Linked DNA regions of Homo sapiens: region 1 is linked to region 2. Evidence: chromatin loops called from intact Hi-C (ENCODE). Cell type or tissue: PC-3. All regions are shown on one strand. Each heading gives the region's core, and the rest is flanking DNA. Links, peaks and the distances in the headings are about the cores only. Region 1 has its middle 99 kb from the start of LINC02302. Region 2 holds the start of LINC02302 (long intergenic non-protein coding RNA 2302).

Region 1 (9,056 bases), core at 2,405-6,404, 96 kb after region 2:
ACTGATTTGTTTTTTGAGACAGGGTCTTACTCAGTTGCCTCGGCTGGAGTGCAGTGGGTTGATGAGAGCTCACTGCAGCCTCCAACTCCTAACCTCAAGGGATCCTCCCACCTCAGGCTCCAGAATAGCTGGGACTACAGGCATGCCACCACAACTGGCTAATTTTTATATATTATTTTTGGTAGAGACTGGGTCTTGCTGTGTTGCTCAGGCTGGTCTTAAGTTCCTAGCTTCAAGCAATTCTCCCACCTTGTTCTCCCAAAAGTGCTGGGATTACAGGCATGAGTCACGGTGTCCTGGCCTAAAGTCTTTCTTTTAAGAAAGAAAGAGAGAGTGAATATTCTCACTTGTGTGCTAAATACTTTGTATAAGAGACCTTACCTGTATGTATGAATATATATGTCTTTTCAATGACCTTATCGTGTTTGTTCTGTCTTGAAATTATTTTCCTTTCCTCTGGTCATGCACACAAATCTGTACAGCAATCCAAAAGAATGCTTGTCTGAAGAGAGGTTCATGCAAACTGGTGTAGAGTAAAGTATCAGGAAGTGGAGACAGGTTTTTGGAATCAATGAGGACATGAATGTGAATTAATTACTATAAATTAGCACAGGCTCATAGACCAGGACTCAAATAAATCAAGCTGATGCAATGAGGAATTTAATAGAATATAAAATATGATCCGCAATGGTAGTATGTATGGTATTTGTTTGGCTCCTGATTTTATATCATGATTTTATGATATAAAGGCCTGGAAGGGCTGGTTAAAAAGTTTTGAACTTGTGTGAATTTTTGCTGAGTTGAAGTTTCTGGACTAATTCACAATGGCTTCTACTAGAACATTCTTTCTGGAGTATAATGATGTTTGCAGATAAATACTGCTTCTCCTTACACTTGTGAATGCTAGTAAGCCTGACAAGAGAGTCCCTTATTTAGGTGCCTATCATAGTATACCAAATGTCATTCTAGAAACCCTGGGTACTCTATAAAAGCCTTATGTCCCTCAAAATGTCAGGAGATTCTGTGTGGGATTAATTGAATTAAGCATGAGGCTAAAGACAGCTATTTGATACTAAAATTGAAGTAAATATTAAGGACTATTTTTCTCCTTTATTAATCTTTGTTCCCTGCATTCTCAGGGAAGCCAAACACATCCCTCACAGGGTCAGGTACTATTTTATAAGGTAAGAGTAGAGGGAAAATATGTATAGATTGAGGCTTGGAGTCATGAGAATAAAATTGCAATGCGAGGCAGAGGTAGTGAACCTTTATTTTCCTCTGCGTTTTGTTAGCAGCAAGTTGTCAAGGGGCACGTTCAAGACACATTAGTTTGAGAAAGAACAAATCAGACGAAAAGATCTAGTGTCAGATATAAATTAAAAGCTGTTTCTGTAAGTTTTAAGTGTCTTTCTCTCTCTTATAAGGAAGATTGTAGATTATTATTTTTTAACTCAAATCTGAAGTTTGGCATTTGTGTCTCTGAAATCCCAGATCATTTATTATAACTTTTCTTTTTTGAGGTATTAGAATAAAGCTCTGAAGGACAGTGATAATGCAGGTGCTGTCTAAGCCTCTGGGGACTGGGAATAGTATGGAGTGATTTAGGGGCAACCAGACAATGCTTCATTACCTGAGAAACTGACCCTTCTCCGATCTGCTGTAAATGAGATCCGAAAACTTTCTCCATCCTATTATCTTGTCAATTCCTAGCATCAGTTTCTAACAAGAGAGTTGAAATGCAATATAGCTTTAGTTGGGAAAAAAAAGTACTTAGGATTTAGTGGACTGTAACTTGGCTGCAAATCCAAATGGATAATATTTAGCTTGTAATATGATTTTCTTCATGCAGATTGCAGTGTTTAGATCTTGTAATGAAACCCATGTTTCTTTGTATCAGTGATTCTCAAATGGAAAACATTGGAGAAATGCAAGATGGACTTAAAAGGGGTATCTCTGGCACACCTATGTATGAACATCGACCTTTTCCAGTGTGAAAATTGAATATTTTCTTTCATGGAAATTAATCTTATTTTGTCACTTGTATCTATTTACTGTACTGTGCTGTTTGGAAGCTTGTGCTATCAAACTTCTGCTTCTCCTTGTCATAAAATTTATCTGTGCATTCAAAGAAGCAGCTTTTTTTCCTTTTTTTTTTGTGTGTGTGGATGGTTGGGTGAGATAGTTCTATTTAGAAAGAATGAAAAAGAAAAAGAAAAAGAAAAGATTTCATGTATACTTATCACATACTGATTTTGTTAGACTTTTGGTTGTGAAGAATTCAGCCTGAAAGAAACTGGGATCAATTATAGGAAGTATGTATTGGTGAAGAGGAACTAAAACAGCTCAAATTTCCAGCTTCTTTCTCCATCTTTTTCAGGGTCTCTCCCATAGCATCTCTGAATTGGTTCTGTGTCTGAGCCATTCTTTCTCTGCCAATTTCCCTTGCTTATTCAGATCTTTAATTTCTTTATAGTTCTGGCTGGCATAGAGCTCACTGACATTGTCCTGCCTGACTGCTTTTAGCTTCAGCTCTTAAAAATTGCTCCATCTCCTTGTGTTTCTGCATTCTTCAGATTCCTAAGAATAAGAATCTTATTGTCTTAGCCCGCCTTTGTATTCCATATCATGCCATAAGTCATTGGCCTTCCAGTTCATGGTATGGTAGATTGCAAAGAGTCATAATTCCCCATCCCTCCCTGTAGCCACACCTTTGCAGTATAGCTTTGCAGCTCCTGTCACTAAGAAATGGAGTCTATTTCTCTATCCTTGAATCTGGGCCAGCCTAATGACTCGCTTTGGCCAATATAATGGAGCAGAGATGATGTGCAGTTGTTGCTTGGTCCTCTGGAGGCTTTGAGCACTTGGAAACAGGCTATGCGAATATGCTTGGGCTAGGCTTCTTGGAGAGACCAGATGAACAGAGATAAGCAGTCCCTGCTGAGTCATCTTAGACTAGGCAGCCCCCAGACACCTGGCAGCTGACAGCAAAATGCATGAGTGAGCCCAACCAAGATCAGCTAACCCTGGTCCAGGTCAGTTAGGTCAACCCGTTAGTCCAGCACAAATAATTACTGCCCCATATAATCATGAGCTAAATTAATGGCTGTTGTTTAAAACCACTAAGTTTTAAGGTGCTAATCTACTACGTTTGGTCAAATCAGCCATGCTAAGTATTTTGCTGGCATTATGGTACAAAATATGGTTGCCTGCCTTTCTCAGTGGCTATGGGCAAGGCCGTTTTATTTAGAAATCCATGTTTGCTTTTGTTTATTCAACAAATACTGAGTGCCTAAAAAGTGTCAGGAACTGGGCAACAGAAATCAAGGGTGATCAAAAATATACATTGTCCTTGCTGTCAAGGAGTTAATAGTGTTAAATTTGATACTAAATGGAATTTTTGCTTAGCACAGGAGGTAGATGTTAATCACACAACGACTCCAAAAAAGTATTTAATTACAAACCTGAGTTGGGCTTTTAAGTGAAGACATATATTTTTATTAGAGCAACAGCAAAGACCTAGATTGTGTCTTGAAGGCTTACTGAGTATGTGGTGCTTAAGCCAAGATCCCAAAATGAGAAAGGTTAATTAGGGAAGTAAGTTTGGAGAGGGGATTGTGGATGAAAGACTGTAGACCTGTGAGAAAATAATGTCTATTGTTTAAGCCAACCAGACTGTGATATTTTGTTACAATAGCCTCAGCAAACAAATATAGCCCCCAAACAGTCATAGTAGATGAACATGAACAATGGATGGGAGGAAGTCATGGTGAGCAATGGAGATGTTTGATTTGATTGTAGAAGTAGTGCAGTTTCTGTGATGACAAGATACAAGGCGTGACTTTGGGGAGGATTGGTTTCATTAATATCCTTAATTTTAGTAGAATAAAGTATCTGGCTATTATTAAAGGCTTTTCCCCTCTAGTTCTACATTTTCATGTCTTGGCTACATTTTTCTTGGACTTTGTGGTCTAAGGCAGTAGTTCCCAAGCCTGGCTATCCATTATAATCATTTAAACAAAGGCAAATTTCTCATGTCGCAGCTCTGGAGAATCTGATTCATTAAATCTCTGTTTGAGTACAAGAACCTGTATATTTAATTGCTATATATGAGACCATGGGTCCACAGTGGTTTTTTATTTACACTGTGGAATTAGAGGTTATGTGAGTATAGGTTTATTGAGGGTGACTTTGCTCAGAAATTCCAGGCATGCTTCGCTCTTTAGATCATCTACAATATGCCTCTTAACCACATCTCCAATCTTGGCTCACACTTCCCTCATGAGACACTCATAGTTAATACTTACTGAGAACCCATTTTATTCAAGGCATTTTGCTAAGTGATCTGGTTTAATATTCGTTATACTTTGATGAAAGCATAGATAAGAATTCTGAGGCTCAGTAAGGTTAGAAATCACCTAAGATGGCAGAGATTGAGCTGAACTCAAACCAATGAGACCATGCCCTGAAACATCGTTGTATGAAATCTCAGCTCTAAATGCACTGGTATAACTGTTGCCATTTCTGGACATGCCACGTGAAATTTTTCCTTTGCTCATACTATTCATGCAGTTTGGAATTGATTCCCCAATTTTTTCCATTTATTTAAGTGTTAACCACCAAAGACCACCTCTTTCACAAAGTACTTCAGCCATCACAGATAAGAATGATTTTTATTTACTTATTTATTCATTTTTAATGAAGAAAAGAGGTTTATTTAGCTCATAATTCTTCTGGCTGAGAAGTTTAAGGGCATAGCCTTGGCTTCTGGTGAGGGCTTTTGTGCCAAGTTACAACATGGCAGAGAAGGTCAAAGGGAAGTGGACATGAGTGAAGAGGGGGAGAGCCGAGGAGTCTCCTGGCTTTATAGCAACTCACTCTGATGGGAACTAATCCATTCCTATGGGAACTAATCCAGTCTCAGAGAGCCAGAACTCACTAACCTGAGAGCAGCACCAAGCCATTCCTGAGGGATCTGGAGCCCAAACACCTCCCACAAAGCCCCCCACTTCCCAAATGCTACCACACTGGGGATCCAATTTCAACATGAGCTTTTGTGGGGATAAACAAACCATATCCAGACTGTGGCACCAGCCACCCCTGCCCAACTCAGCTCGTAGGTGGCATGAGGACAGGAGATCTTTGGAGTCTGTGGTCTTTCACCCTGTGAGTTTCCAGATAAACATTATTCTTCATGTATACCTCATGGCCCCAGTAATGGGTGGATCTATGACCCTTTTCCACGAATGACTCACAGAGAGAGGTTCATGAACTTACCCAAGGTCTCACAGCTAACAAATGGGATTTGAATGTAGGTTCCAAATGTCAAATTTCCTCATTCTTTTTTTTTTTTTTTTTTAAGACGGAGTCTCGCTCTGTTGCCAGGCTGGAGTGCAGTGGCACAGTCTCGGCTCACTGCAACCTCAGCTTGCTGCAACCTCTGCTCCCCGGGTTCAAGCGATTCTCCTGCCTCAGCCTCCTGAGTAGCTGGGACTACAGGCACACACCACCACGCCCAGCTAATACATATTTTTTAAATTATACTTTAAGTTCTGGGTTACACGTGCAGAACATGCAGGTTTGTTACATAGGTATACACGTGCCCTGGTGGTTTGCTGCACCCATCAACCTGTCACCTACATTAGGTATTTCTGCTAATGTCATCCCTCCCCTAGGCCCCCAGCCCCCGATAGGCTCCGGTATGTGATGTTCTCCTCCCTGTGTCCCTGTGTTCTCATTGTTCAGCTCCCACTTATGAGTGAGAACATGCGGCGTTTGGTTTTCTGGTCTTGTGACAGTTTGCTGAGAATCATGGTTTCCAGCTTCATCCATGTTCCTGTAAAGGACATGAACTCATCCTTTTTTATAGCTACATAGTATTTCATGGTGTATATGTGCCACATTTTCTTAATCCAGTCTATCATTGATGGGCATTTCAGTTGGTTCCAAGTGTTTGCTATTGTGAATAGTGCCACAATAAACATATGTGTGCATATGTTTTTATCATAGAACAATTTATAATCCTTTGGGATTCTGCCCAGTAATGGGATTGCTGGGTCAAATGGTATTTTCAGTTCTAGATCCTTGGGGAATGGCTGCACTGTCTTCCACAATGGTTGAACTAATTTACACTCCTGCTACAGTGGAAAAGCATTTCTATTTTTCCACAACCTCTCCAACATTTGTTGTTTCCTGACTTTTTGATGATTGCCATTCTAACTGGCGTGAGATGGTATCTCATTGTGATTTTGATTTGCCCGTTTTTTGATGGGGTTGATTGTTTTTTCTTGTAAATTTGTTTAAGTTCCTTGTAGATTCTGGATATCAGCCCTTTGTCTGATGGATAGATTGCAAAAATTTTCTCCCATTCTGTAGGTTGCCTGTTCACTCTGATGATTTTTGTAAAAGGTGTAAGGAAGGGGTCCAGTTTTAGTTTTCTGCATATGGCTAGCCAGTTTTCCCAACACTATTTATTAAATAGGGAATATTTTCCTCATTGCCTGTGTGTGTCAGGTTTGTCAAAGATCAGATGGTTGTAGCTGTCTGGTGTTATTTCTGAGGCCTCTGTTCTGTTCCATTGGTCTATAAATCTGTTTTGGTACCAGTACCATGCTGTTTTGGTTACTGTAGCCTTGTAGTATAGTTTGAAGTTAGGTAGCATGATGCCTCCAGCTTTGTTCTTCTTGCCCAGGATTGTCTTGAATATGCAGGCTGTTTTTTTTTTTTTTTGGCTCCATATGAAATTTAAAGTAGTTTTTTCCAATTCTGTGAAGAAAGTCAGTGGTAGCTTGATGGAGATAGCATTGAATCTGTAAATTACTTTGGGCAGTATGGCCATTTTCACGATATTGATTCTTCCTATCCATGAGCATGGGATGTTTTTACATTTGTTTGTGTCCTCTCTTATGGCCTTGAGCAGTGGTTTGTAGTTCTCCTTGAAGAGGTCCTTTACATCCCTTATAAGTTGTATTCCCAGGTATTTTATTCTCTTAGTAGCAATTGTGAATGGAAGTTCACTCATGATGTGGCTCTCTGTCTGTTATTGGTGTATAAGAATGCTTGTGAGTTTTGGCCAGGTGCGGTGGCTCACGCCTGTAATCCCAGCACTTTGGGAGGCCAAGGCGGGCGGATCACAAGGTCGGGAGTTTGAGACCATCCTGGCTAACACGGTGAAACCCTGTCTCTACTAAAAATACAAAAAATTAGGCAGGCATGGTGGTGGGTGCCTGTGGTCCCAGCTACTTGGGAGGCTGAGGCAGGAGAATGGCATGAACCCAGGAGGCGGAGCTTGCGGTGAGCCGAGATCGCGCCACTGCACTCCAGCCTGGGTGACAGAGTGAGACGCCATCTCAAAAAAAAAAAAAAAAAAAAAAAAAAGGAATGCTTGTGAGTTTTGCACATTGATTTTTATCCTGAGACTTTGCTGAAGTTGCTTATCAGTTTAAGGAGGTCTCAGGCTGAGACGATGGGGTTTTCTAAATACACAATCATGTCATCTGCAAACAGAGACAATTTGACTTCCTCACTTCCTATTTGAATACCCTTTATTTCTTTCTCTTGCGTGATTGTCCTGGCCAGAACTTCCAATACTATGTTGAATAGGAGTGGTGAGAGAGGGCATCCTTGTCTTGTCCAGTTTTTAAAAGGAATGCTTCCAGTTTTTGCGCATTCAGAATGATATTGCCTGTGGGTTTGTCATAAATAGCTTATTATTTTGAGATGTGTTCCATCAATGCCCAATTTATGAGAGTTTTTAGCATGAGGAGGTGTTGAATTTTATCGAAGGCTTTTCTGCATCTATTGAGATAATCATGTCGTTTTTGTTGTTGGTTCTGTTTATGTGATGGATTACGTTTATTGATTTGCATATGTTGAACCAGCCTTGCATCCTAGGGATGAAGCCCACTTGATCATGGTGGATAAGCTTTGTGATGTGCTACTGGATTCAGTTTACCAGTATTTTATTGAGGATTTTCGCATCGATGTTCATCAGGGATATTGGTCTGAAATTTTCTTTTTTTGTTGTGTCTCTGCCAGATTTTGGTATCAGGATGATGCTGGCCTCATAAAATGAGTTAGGGAGGATTCCCTCTTTTTCTATTGATTGGAATAGTTTCAGAAGGAGTGGTACCAGCTCCTCTTTGTACCTCCGGGAGAATTTGGCTGTGAATCCATCTGGTCCTGGACTTTTTTTGGTTGGTAGCCTATTAATTACTGCCTAAATTTCAGGACCTGTTATTGGTCTATTCAGGGATTCAACTTCTTCCTGGCTTAGACTTGGGAGGGTGTATGTATCCAGGAATTTATCCATTTTTTCTAGATTTTCTAGTTTATTTGCATAGAGGTGTTTATAGTATTCTCTGATAGTAGTTTGTGTTTCTGTGGGATCAGTGGTGATATCCCCTATATCATATTTTATTGTGTCTATCTGATTCTTCTCTCTTTTCTTCTTTATTAGTCTTGCTAGCAGTCTATCTATTTTGATCTTTTCAAAAAACCAGCTCCTGGATTCATTGATTTTTTGAAAGGATTTTCCTGTCTCTATCTCCTTCTGTTCTGCTCTGATCTTAGTTATTTCATGTCTTCTGCTAGCATTTGAATTTGTTTGCTGTTGCTTCTCTAGTTCTTTTAATTGTGATGTTAGGATGTCAATTTTAGATCTTTCCTGCTTTCTCTGTGGCATTTAGTGCTATAAATTTCCCTCTACACACTGCTTTAAATGTGTCCCAGAGAGTCTGGTATGTTGTATCTTCGTTCACATTGGTTTCTAAGAACATCTTTATTTCTGCCTTCATCCTGTTATTTACCCAGTAGTCATTCAGGAGCAGGTTGTTCGGTTTCCATGTAGTTGTGTAGCTTTGAGTGAGTTTCTTAACCCTGAGTTCTAGTTTGATTGCACTGTGGTCTGAGAGACAGTTTCTTATAATTTCTGTTCTTTTACATTTGCTGAGGAGTGTTTTACTTCCAATTATGTGGTCAATTTTAGAATAAGTGCTATGAGGTGCTGAGAAGAATGTATATTCTGTTGATTTGGGGTGAAGAGTTCTATAGAGGTCTAT
Region 2 (9,056 bases), core at 2,587-6,586:
TGGGATATGAATGATTCCATCACCCAGATAGTGAGCATAGTACCCAATAGTTAATTTTTCAACCCTTGCCCCCTTCCCTCTCTCCCCACTCTAGTAGTCCACATTGTGGATTATTGCCATCTTTATGTCTATGAGAACCCAATGTTTAGCTCTCACCTATAATTGAGAACATGTGGTACTTGACTTCTGTTCTTGCATTAATTCACTGAGGATAATGGCCTCCAGATGCATTCATGTTGCTGTAAAGGACGATTTCATTCTTTTTAATGGCTACATAGTGTTCCATAGTGTATATATACCACATTTTCTTTATCTAATCTACTGTTGATGGGAACCTAGGTTGATTCCATGTCTTTGCATTACATTCAGTATTGTAAATAGTGCTGCAATGAATGTAGGAGTACATGTGTCTTTTTGGTGGAATGGTGTATTTTCTTTTGGATATGTACCCTGTAATTGTGTCCGGAATTGGTGGGTTCTCGGTCTCACTGACTTCAAGAATGAAGCCGCGGACCCTTGCGGTGAGTGTTACAGTTCTTAAAGGCAGCGTGTCAGGAGTTTGTTCCTTCTGATGTTCAGATGTGTCCGGAGTTTGTTCCTTCTGGTGGGTTCGTGGTCTCGCTGGCTCAGGAGTGAAGCTGCAGACCTTCATGGTGAGTGGTACATCTCTTAAGATGGCGTGTCTGGAGTTGTTCATTCCTCCCAGTGGGTTCATGGTTTCACTGGCTTCAGGAGTGAAGCTGCAGACCTTCGCAGCCAGTGTTACAGCTCATAAAGGCAGTGTGGACCCAAAGAGTGAGCAGTAGCAAGATTTATTGCAACGAGGGAAGAACAAAGCTTCCACAGTGTGGAAGGTGACCCAGGTTTCCATTGCTGGCTTGGGCAACCTGCTTTTATTCTCTTATCTGGCCCCACCCACATCTGGCTGATTGGTCCATTTTACAGAGAGCCGATTGGTCTGTTTTACAGAGAGCTGATTGGTCCGTTTTGACAGGCTACTGATTGGTGCATTTACAATCCCTGAGCTAGACACAAAAGTTCACCAAGTCCCCACTAGATTAGCTAGATACAGAGTGTCAATTGGTGTATTTACAAACCCTGAGCTAGACACAGAGTGCTGATTGGTGCATTTACAAACCTTGAGCTAGATACAGAGTGCCGATTGGTGCATTCACAATCCCTTAGCTAGACATAAAATTTCTCCTCTCCCCACCAGATTAATTAGATACAGAGTGTCCATTGGTACATCCACAAACCCTGAGCTAGATACAGGGTGCTGACTGGTGTGTTTACAAACCTTGAGCTATATACAGAGTGCTGATTGGTGTATTTACAATCTCTTAGCTAGACATAAAGATTCTCCAAGTCCCCACCAGACTCAGGAGCCCAGCTGGCTTCACCCAGTGGATCCCCGAGCAGGGCGCAGGTGGAGCTGCCTGCCAGTCCCACGCAGTGAGCCCACACTCCTCAGCCCTTGGGGAGTCAATGGGACTGGGCACCGTGGAGCAGGGGCCAGTGCTCTTGAGGAGGATCCGGCCGGCGCAGGAGCGGGGAGGTGGGGGCGGCGGGAGGGCGGGGAGGCGGCGGCGGGGGAGCGGGGAGGCGGGGACGGGGTACGGGGCGGGGGGCGGGGGGCGAGGAGGCGGGGGGGCGGGGGAGGTGGGGAGGCGGAGGCGGTGGGGGGAGCGGGGGGAGCAGGGGGAGGCTCAGGCATGGCCATGGCCGGGTGCAGGTCCGGAACCCTGCCCCGCTGGGACAGCTAAGACCCCAGAAATCCAGCACAGCAGCTGCTGGCCCAGGTGCTAAGCCCCTCACTGCCCGGGGCTGGCGGGGCGGCCGGCCGGCCGCTCCGAGCAGGGGGCCTGCCGAGCCCACGCCCACCCGGAACTCGCGCTGGCTCGCAAGCGCAGCGCGCAGCCCGGGTTCCCGCCTGCGCCTCTCCCTCCACACCTCCCGGCAAGCTGTGGGAGCCGGCTCCGGCCTTGGCCAGCCCAGAAAGGGGATCCTACAGTGCAGCGGGGGGCTGAAGGGCTCCTCAAGCGCGGCCAGAGTGGGCGCCAAGGCCGAGGAGGCGCCGAGAGCGAGTGAGGGCTGCTAGGGCCGCCAGCATGCTGTCACCTCTCATAATGGGTTTCTGGACAGGTAGTTCTGCTTTATTTTTTAACATCTAAAAATAACCAATATACCACATTTTATTTAGAAGAATTGCATTATAAAACAAATGTTTTACAACTAACTGTAATTAATTCTTTTGTTATATATGCCTGAAGAATACACCGAAAAGTTAGTAGTTTCTTTTTTAGGTGATAGGGTAATAGATGACTTTTGTTTTCTTTCTTTGTGCTTTGATTTATTTTTCTTTTTTTAACATATGAGTAATGTATATTATTTATAAATTACAAAAAACTCACAAGCTATTTATATTTTTAAGAATTTTACGTTATTTTTTAAACTAGGTTCAGCGCTTATGTTTATTTAGAAAATCTGATTATTGCCATCTGTTTTCACATATCTTCAGTGTTGTTAACAATTCATGGCGTGTGTTTCTGTGTCGGAGGCAGGAGGGAGCTGAAAAGATGCAGTTTTATCTCCAAAGGAAAGGTAAGATGATTTAAAAAAAAATCTTGGTTACTGTCTTATGCAACTTGAGGGTGATCAATGAGGCTTTGGCCAAGTGTTTCTCAACAAAGTTCCGACTTAGTGTTTCTAATAAAGGGCATTGAGTTTTGTGTGGGTCAACATATTTGAAGGCACTGTGTTTACCATCTTCATTGTTGAAAACAGCTTGTCACGTGTCGTTCATATTTAGTCTGTTTTCTTGTTAACCATGAAAGCAAAGTGGTATATGGGATATTGTAGAATCTGCTGCTGCTTTTAATTCTACATCTTTACTATTTTGATTGATTCTTTTAGAGTTGTTTATCTTTTTTTTAATGTGAGGTTGCATAGTCCAAGGATTCTGGTTTATTTTATGAATGTTAAACATTATTGAAATCACATAAGTCTAATTAGACAGCGAATGCCTAATTAAAGTATTCCTACATTATAGTCTCAAACTTTTGGGAATTTTACTTGGCAATTTCTTCATAAATATATTCATCTGCCTTTTAAATAGCTTTCAATTTTTGTGATATGAAGGCTCTACCATCAAATTATTCTTTTATATTGGAATTATATCGATCAATACATGTCTTTAAAGTGCTGAATTTTATGGAGCATCCATATATCAAATCTCAGGGCTGTAGACGGACATCCTTTCATTGATCACAGCTTGAACCTGAGCAGAGGATGATGGACAGAAACATGATTTAAGAAGTGATAAATCTGTTGTAGCAGACCTGTGATCTTCTGGCCTCAACCTTACAAATGCTATTGGTGACAATTGTGGCTAAATTGATTGGTTATTGTCCTCAGGTTTGCAACTCTGACTCTAAACTCATATTGGGCTGAAAAATTTAAATATCTTGTTTCCAGGAGTCTTCATTTTTGGTATCAGTAAATAATCCACATTTATTTTCCTTTTGAGTGCTTTCTCTGTACTTCCTTCCTAAGTGAGGGCACTAGATTGACTTTCTTCTGAATAGGTATAAAATTTTGGCCCTTAGTATTTTTGTCAACGCTGCTTTAATTAAGAATAACAACAGGTGATGTGCATGTTGGCTGGAAATCAAGATTCGGAAGGATTTTACTGCAAAGAAAAATCTGAAGTTCATGATTCAATGCGTTGTGAAGCTAGTATTGAACCTGGTTAAATCAAATTACACTGAGCTCATGGCCGTAGTGTATGATATAGTTGCTCAGACTGGGCTTATTTTCCATTTTCTTCCATTAAAATACCATCCAAAACTGAAAGTATCACAAAGAACTGCATTCAAGATACCTATTTGGATGGAAAATGGCACCTTTAACTGCATCTTTTTGTACTGACTTATAGGGTTCAGTGACTGAAATGTATTTTTTTTCTTCTTTCTTTTTCTGATTTGTTGTATTCATGCTTGCAAGCACTGCCTGCAAATGACAAAACTGTAGGGAAATAATCTATACTATATAGGCTTACCTATGTCATTGAGAACAAGAGAGGATGTTAAGAAAGTGTTGATTTTTGTAATAATTCACTCGTTTAAGTTCTATTGATAGGTACCGTAGTGTTTAGGAAAAAAAAAAAGAGACAAGATGGTTACATAAAGCACAATTTTGAGTTTTGTTTTGCATTGTATAAAGTAGAAGAATAAGGGCCCAGGGATTTCAATTCCAGAAATGTAAAAATCAAAAAGGTAAAGTAATGAAGGTGACTCTATTTTAATCACAAATGGAAGTGATACATAAGTTACAATCAAAATTTTAAAATGAATTCATTTTAATATGCCTAAACTTTATTTGACAAGCTATTTAACATAGCCTATGAGCCAGGCACTGATTAAGCACTTTGGCATTTTATGAATATTCACTTACTTAAATCTCATAAATAACACTATAAATACTGATACTATCATCAGCAACTCCGTTCTACAGATGGGTGGTTGCTTGTGTTGAAAAAATAGCTAGTAGTTAGCAGAGCTGGAATTGAAGCCCAGCAGGTGACTCATGTCCACCAGCAATCCCTTTGCCTCCCTAGTACAGGTGACTGTTGTCAGAGCCCCTGGTTGGAGTGGGAGGAGCCTAGAGGTGCTGCTCACTAGACTTGGCTCAGAGGTTGCAAAAATAGTATAACTGCCCTCCCAAACCTAATGGCCACTGTGGTCAGCAGCTCTTCTAAGAAGAAGATCCTTTTGGGTTAATTCAATAAAATAACTCTTTATGTCTTTGGAGCAGGGTGGGGAGAATTTCTTCTAAAATGGATGGAGGAGTGGAAATTAAAGAAGTGAACAAAACAGGTGGCAATCTTTCATATGTGGTGTGTTTTCTCTCTTTTCCTGACTTCAATTTCCTTTGAAGGCACAAAATGCTTCATTGAAAAGGGATTGAAGCTGTATTTACAGGTTACAGAAGTGGCTCTGTCAGTCACTCAGTCACCTCCTAGAAATATACCTATCCCACTTGGACCCATCCTTCTTCTCCTAAGTACCCATCAGTTTCCCTCTCCCACTGATTTTTTGTCTTCCTTCTGCAAACCTATTTATGCATTAGTTCCCACCCAGATCCCATACTCTGGCACACCCCTTACTTAGCTACCTCTTTCTGAATGTGATTCTGAGGGATTTCATGGAAACGTTTACAACTGGATACCTTTTGGGTTCCTAGTTTGCCCACAGGCAGACAGTAAACAGATTCTTTTAAGGTATGGATTAATAGAATTTAAGAGAATGTTTTTAAGCCCTTAAACTGCTGTTTCAGTCTCTCAAAAGCTGAGTATCAAAGATTTGAGTATCAAAGTTACACTTCAAGTTAGTAACAACCAAATACTGTTTTTTCATTCTGTTGTCTTTTGGTAAAAATTACATTTTTTGAAAGTAAATTTTTATAGTAATCATTAAGATGTTTAGAAACCAAGTTCTTCAGGATAAAGAAGTTTATATTATGTTGGAAAAGTTCTGGCTCCAGAGATGTTTCTAAATTGAGGCCAGGACACAAAAATATTGTCAAACCACAATTTCTAAGCATTATAATTTTTAAGGTTTTCATTTTGTATATTCAAAAATCATTTTGTTATGTATTAATGAGTCAATAGTAGTGCACTTAGTTAGTGCTATTTTTTTTTTTTCTGAATTATCAGTATGTGGTAAATAAAACTCAAAGCACTATTTGTTTTTCCCTTGGCTTAAAAATTTGGCTTTAGGTGAAATGGACACTGCTGTGCTGACCCTGGGCTTTTTAAAGCTCTGTTGTAAAAGCTATAAATGGTTTCTTAACATGCCCCTCACATTTCAAATATCTTTTTCCACAAGGACTACAAAATAGCAAAATGTGCATCTGAGGCTTTGATACACACAGTGAAAATAGAAAGAGGAGAGGGAAATTCACTTCTTTATTAGGACGGCTTAAGTAACAGAGAGGGAGAGCCAAAGGGGTGAATGGCCTTATTCATGCTTGGTATTCCATAAAAGAATTGGGGTGCTTCTTTTTCTGATCTCCTGCAAGCATTCAGTTGCATAAGCTGGTGAATGAAAACATACCCCAATACAAAGCATTTTTTTTAAAAAGGATTCTGTTCTTGAATGTATTCTTTGTCTTAGTTCTTACTTCAGATGACTCCTTGCTTATGAGTATTTCCTTTGCATACTGTAAACAGAAAAAAAGATAAGTTCCTTCTCATGAGAGATTATTAAAGGGCAAGGGTAAGGAGAAAAGTAGAAACCAGGAAAGGATGAGGAACAAATGGATAGAGTAAAGCAATTAGCATAATGTATTCATCCTGCAAAATGTTTTGCCTCAGGTCCCAGTGGGATCAGTTGTAGAGATATAGATTCTAGTCTGTGTGTAGAAAAGATGCATAAAGTAACTTGTCTGAACACTTGCTTATGACTGAATTCAAGGCTTTTTCTGTCTGGTTCCAATTCTACATGTAAAATATAAGGGTACTCTTTATTGAAATCCTGCTTCAGTGTATTCCAGTGGTTTAGTGGGCTGCAGGGGAGAACAGAATGCCAAAAGACTGCCGCTTTAAAAATATATCTTGGTACAAGATACCCTTGACACACCTGTCTTGATCCTACAGACTCTATGAATGAGAATCTTAGCAAAACTGATTAGGTTACTTGTGAAAGTCTGGGGCTATAACCCTGAGCTTGTGTGGAGCTGAAAACTTTTAATCCCTAGTTTCTAAATGTCCCCTTCAGCATCAACAGCTGCAATACAAACAAATCAGCTAATATGTTGTATATCCAGAAAAAATGTCTCAGTAAAATATGATTCTGTAGAGTGTTGCTTATTTATACCTTTGACATCTTCCTCTCCCCCAAATCCTGACTGTAGTTAGATGAGACCAATCCAGTTAGGGCATAATGGTTTATTTATTCTGAATTTTAATGAAAACATGAAAGGATATGTTGAGAGTTATAAAGACAATACCATGAGAAAGTATACATTTTATTGGTATACATATGTCTGTATACAAATTGTAACCTCCACAAGACGAGTTATCATGGTATAATGTTTATTGTTGAATCCTTAATTCTTAGCACCGTACTTGACACAGGGTCACAGTATATGTTTGTTAAATAAATGAATGAAAAAGTGAAGTCTGATAATTTCTGTGAGTACTAATAATTACTTTTATTTAGTACCACTAAGAGAATAATTTTGAGAAGTTTATTCCATTAAGAAATTTCATAGTCTTTGCTTAGTATTTGCTCACAGTATAGTAATGAGTCTCTGTCACTTCATATTTAGGGAGGGTCTGCTTTCTTCAAAATGCTGGTGCCCTACTTAATTCATTTACTCTTGCTGTGTCTTTATTGTGCAGTTTTTTGATAGCTTCTTCTGTAGCACCATTAAGCATCTTCATACCTGAAATGGCAGTTCATGTAGATTAATTACACTTTAATTGTTATGCATGTAATATCATTTAGGTTATACAGCTATTTATTGAGCACTTACCACATGTTGAGGACTTTTGAAGTTACAGTGAATAATGAGTTATAATCCCTGGTCTCACATACCAATTTTACAAGCCAGAAAATACGTGAAAAATGAATTTTAAAATTCAAATTATTGGAGAAAACAATAAACCATCAATATTTCCTGGTTGAGAAATTCCGAGATTCTTTTGTATTTGAAAAGACATTTTGTATCGTCTATTATTCAACTGCCTTCAAGAAGAGTTGACACAACAAAGAGGTGATTTTAATGGAGGAAATATAGTATAAGAAATAGGTAAATTGATTTGATTTCTCTAACTTTGTCAAAAGACTTTTTTTGAATAAATTATTTTATACTTAGTGTATCTTTTTCTATTTTTAAATTAAAATTTCTGAATTATGGCTTGGAAATTACTTTCTGTTGCTGCCATTCTGATGTTTCTGTGTCCCCTGACTTCCTTTGGTGGAATTGTTTGTATCTCTGAAGAAAAAAACTTCTTCGGTAGCTGCTTAAGAAAGGATATTTGAGAAATAAGTTTTTATGCTTTTTTGCACATCTGAAAATTTCTTTCACCCTCAATTTGGTTAACAGCTTTGTTCAATATAGCATTTTGTATTAAAAATATATCTCCCTCAGAATATTGAAAACATTGATTCCTTATAGTTCCAGCATTGGTATTGAGACATGCCATTCTGTTTCCTATGCCTTGTATGTGACATATACGTGCAGTCATGCATTGCTTAATGAGAAGAATGCCTTATGAGAAATTAATCGTTCCATGATTTTGTCATGTGTGAACACCATAGAGTGTACATAGTACATAAACCTAGATGGCATAGCCTACTATACACGTAGACAATATGGTATAGTCTAGCACTCCTAGGCTACAAACCTATATAGCATGTTAATATACTGAATACCGTAAGCAATTGGAAGACAATGGTATCTGTACATCTAAACATAGGAAATGTGTAGTAAACATACGGTATAAAACATAAAAAATGGTACCTCTGTATAGGACACTTATGAATGGTGCTTCAGGATTAGAAGTTGCTCTGGGTGAGTCAGTGAGTGATGAATGAATGTGAAGGACCAGGATGTTACTGTACACTACTGTGGAATTTATAAACACCGTACAGTTAGGCTATACCAAATTTGTAAAAAGTATTTCTTTCTTCAGTAATAAATCAAACTTAGCTTACTATAACTTTTTTTAACCTTATAAAGTTTTAAAATATTTTAAAACTTTTTGACTGTTTTGTAAAAATACTTAGTTTAAAATACATTGTACAGGTATGCAGAAATATAGTACAGCTATACAAAAATATTTTTTCTTTATATCCTTATTCATAAGCTTTTTCCATTTTAAAATGATTTATTTCTTTACTATTATTTTTTAAAAAACTTTTTTGTTAAATAAACAAAAATAACACAAATACACACATTAGCCTGGGCATACTGATATGGTTTGGCTGTGTCCCCACCCCAATCTCATCTTGAATAATAGCTCCCATAATCCCCAGATGTCGTGGGAGGGA

The links. A loop is a pair of places that touch in the nucleus more often than their neighbours do. Peaks named below come from ENCODE experiments on the same cell type or tissue, not always from the same donor. Only the 100,000 strongest peaks of a DNase experiment are listed, where the experiment ranks them.
Region 1: a loop joins it to region 2, with 9 times the contacts of the local background. A loop is called at or near these places in 1 of 110 quality-filtered maps.

The regions. Positions count from the first base shown.
Region 1 is chr14:44,695,565-44,704,620 of GRCh38, reverse strand. No RefSeq gene overlaps it. Among named protein-coding and RNA genes, the nearest start is that of LINC02302, 99 kb to the left of the region's middle. In PC-3, for the core only: no CTCF peak of the experiment used is centred there; DNase peaks (open chromatin) are centred at 2,750 and 4,210; H3K27ac peaks cover 1,344 bases.
Region 2 is chr14:44,791,475-44,800,530 of GRCh38, reverse strand. LINC02302 (long intergenic non-protein coding RNA 2302) reads left to right here and starts at 1,405. Exons shown (of 5, transcript NR_146457.1): 1 at 1,405-1,555; 2 at 2,519-2,601. In PC-3, for the core only: no CTCF peak of the experiment used is centred there; a DNase peak (open chromatin) is centred at 4,560; H3K4me3 peaks cover 963 bases.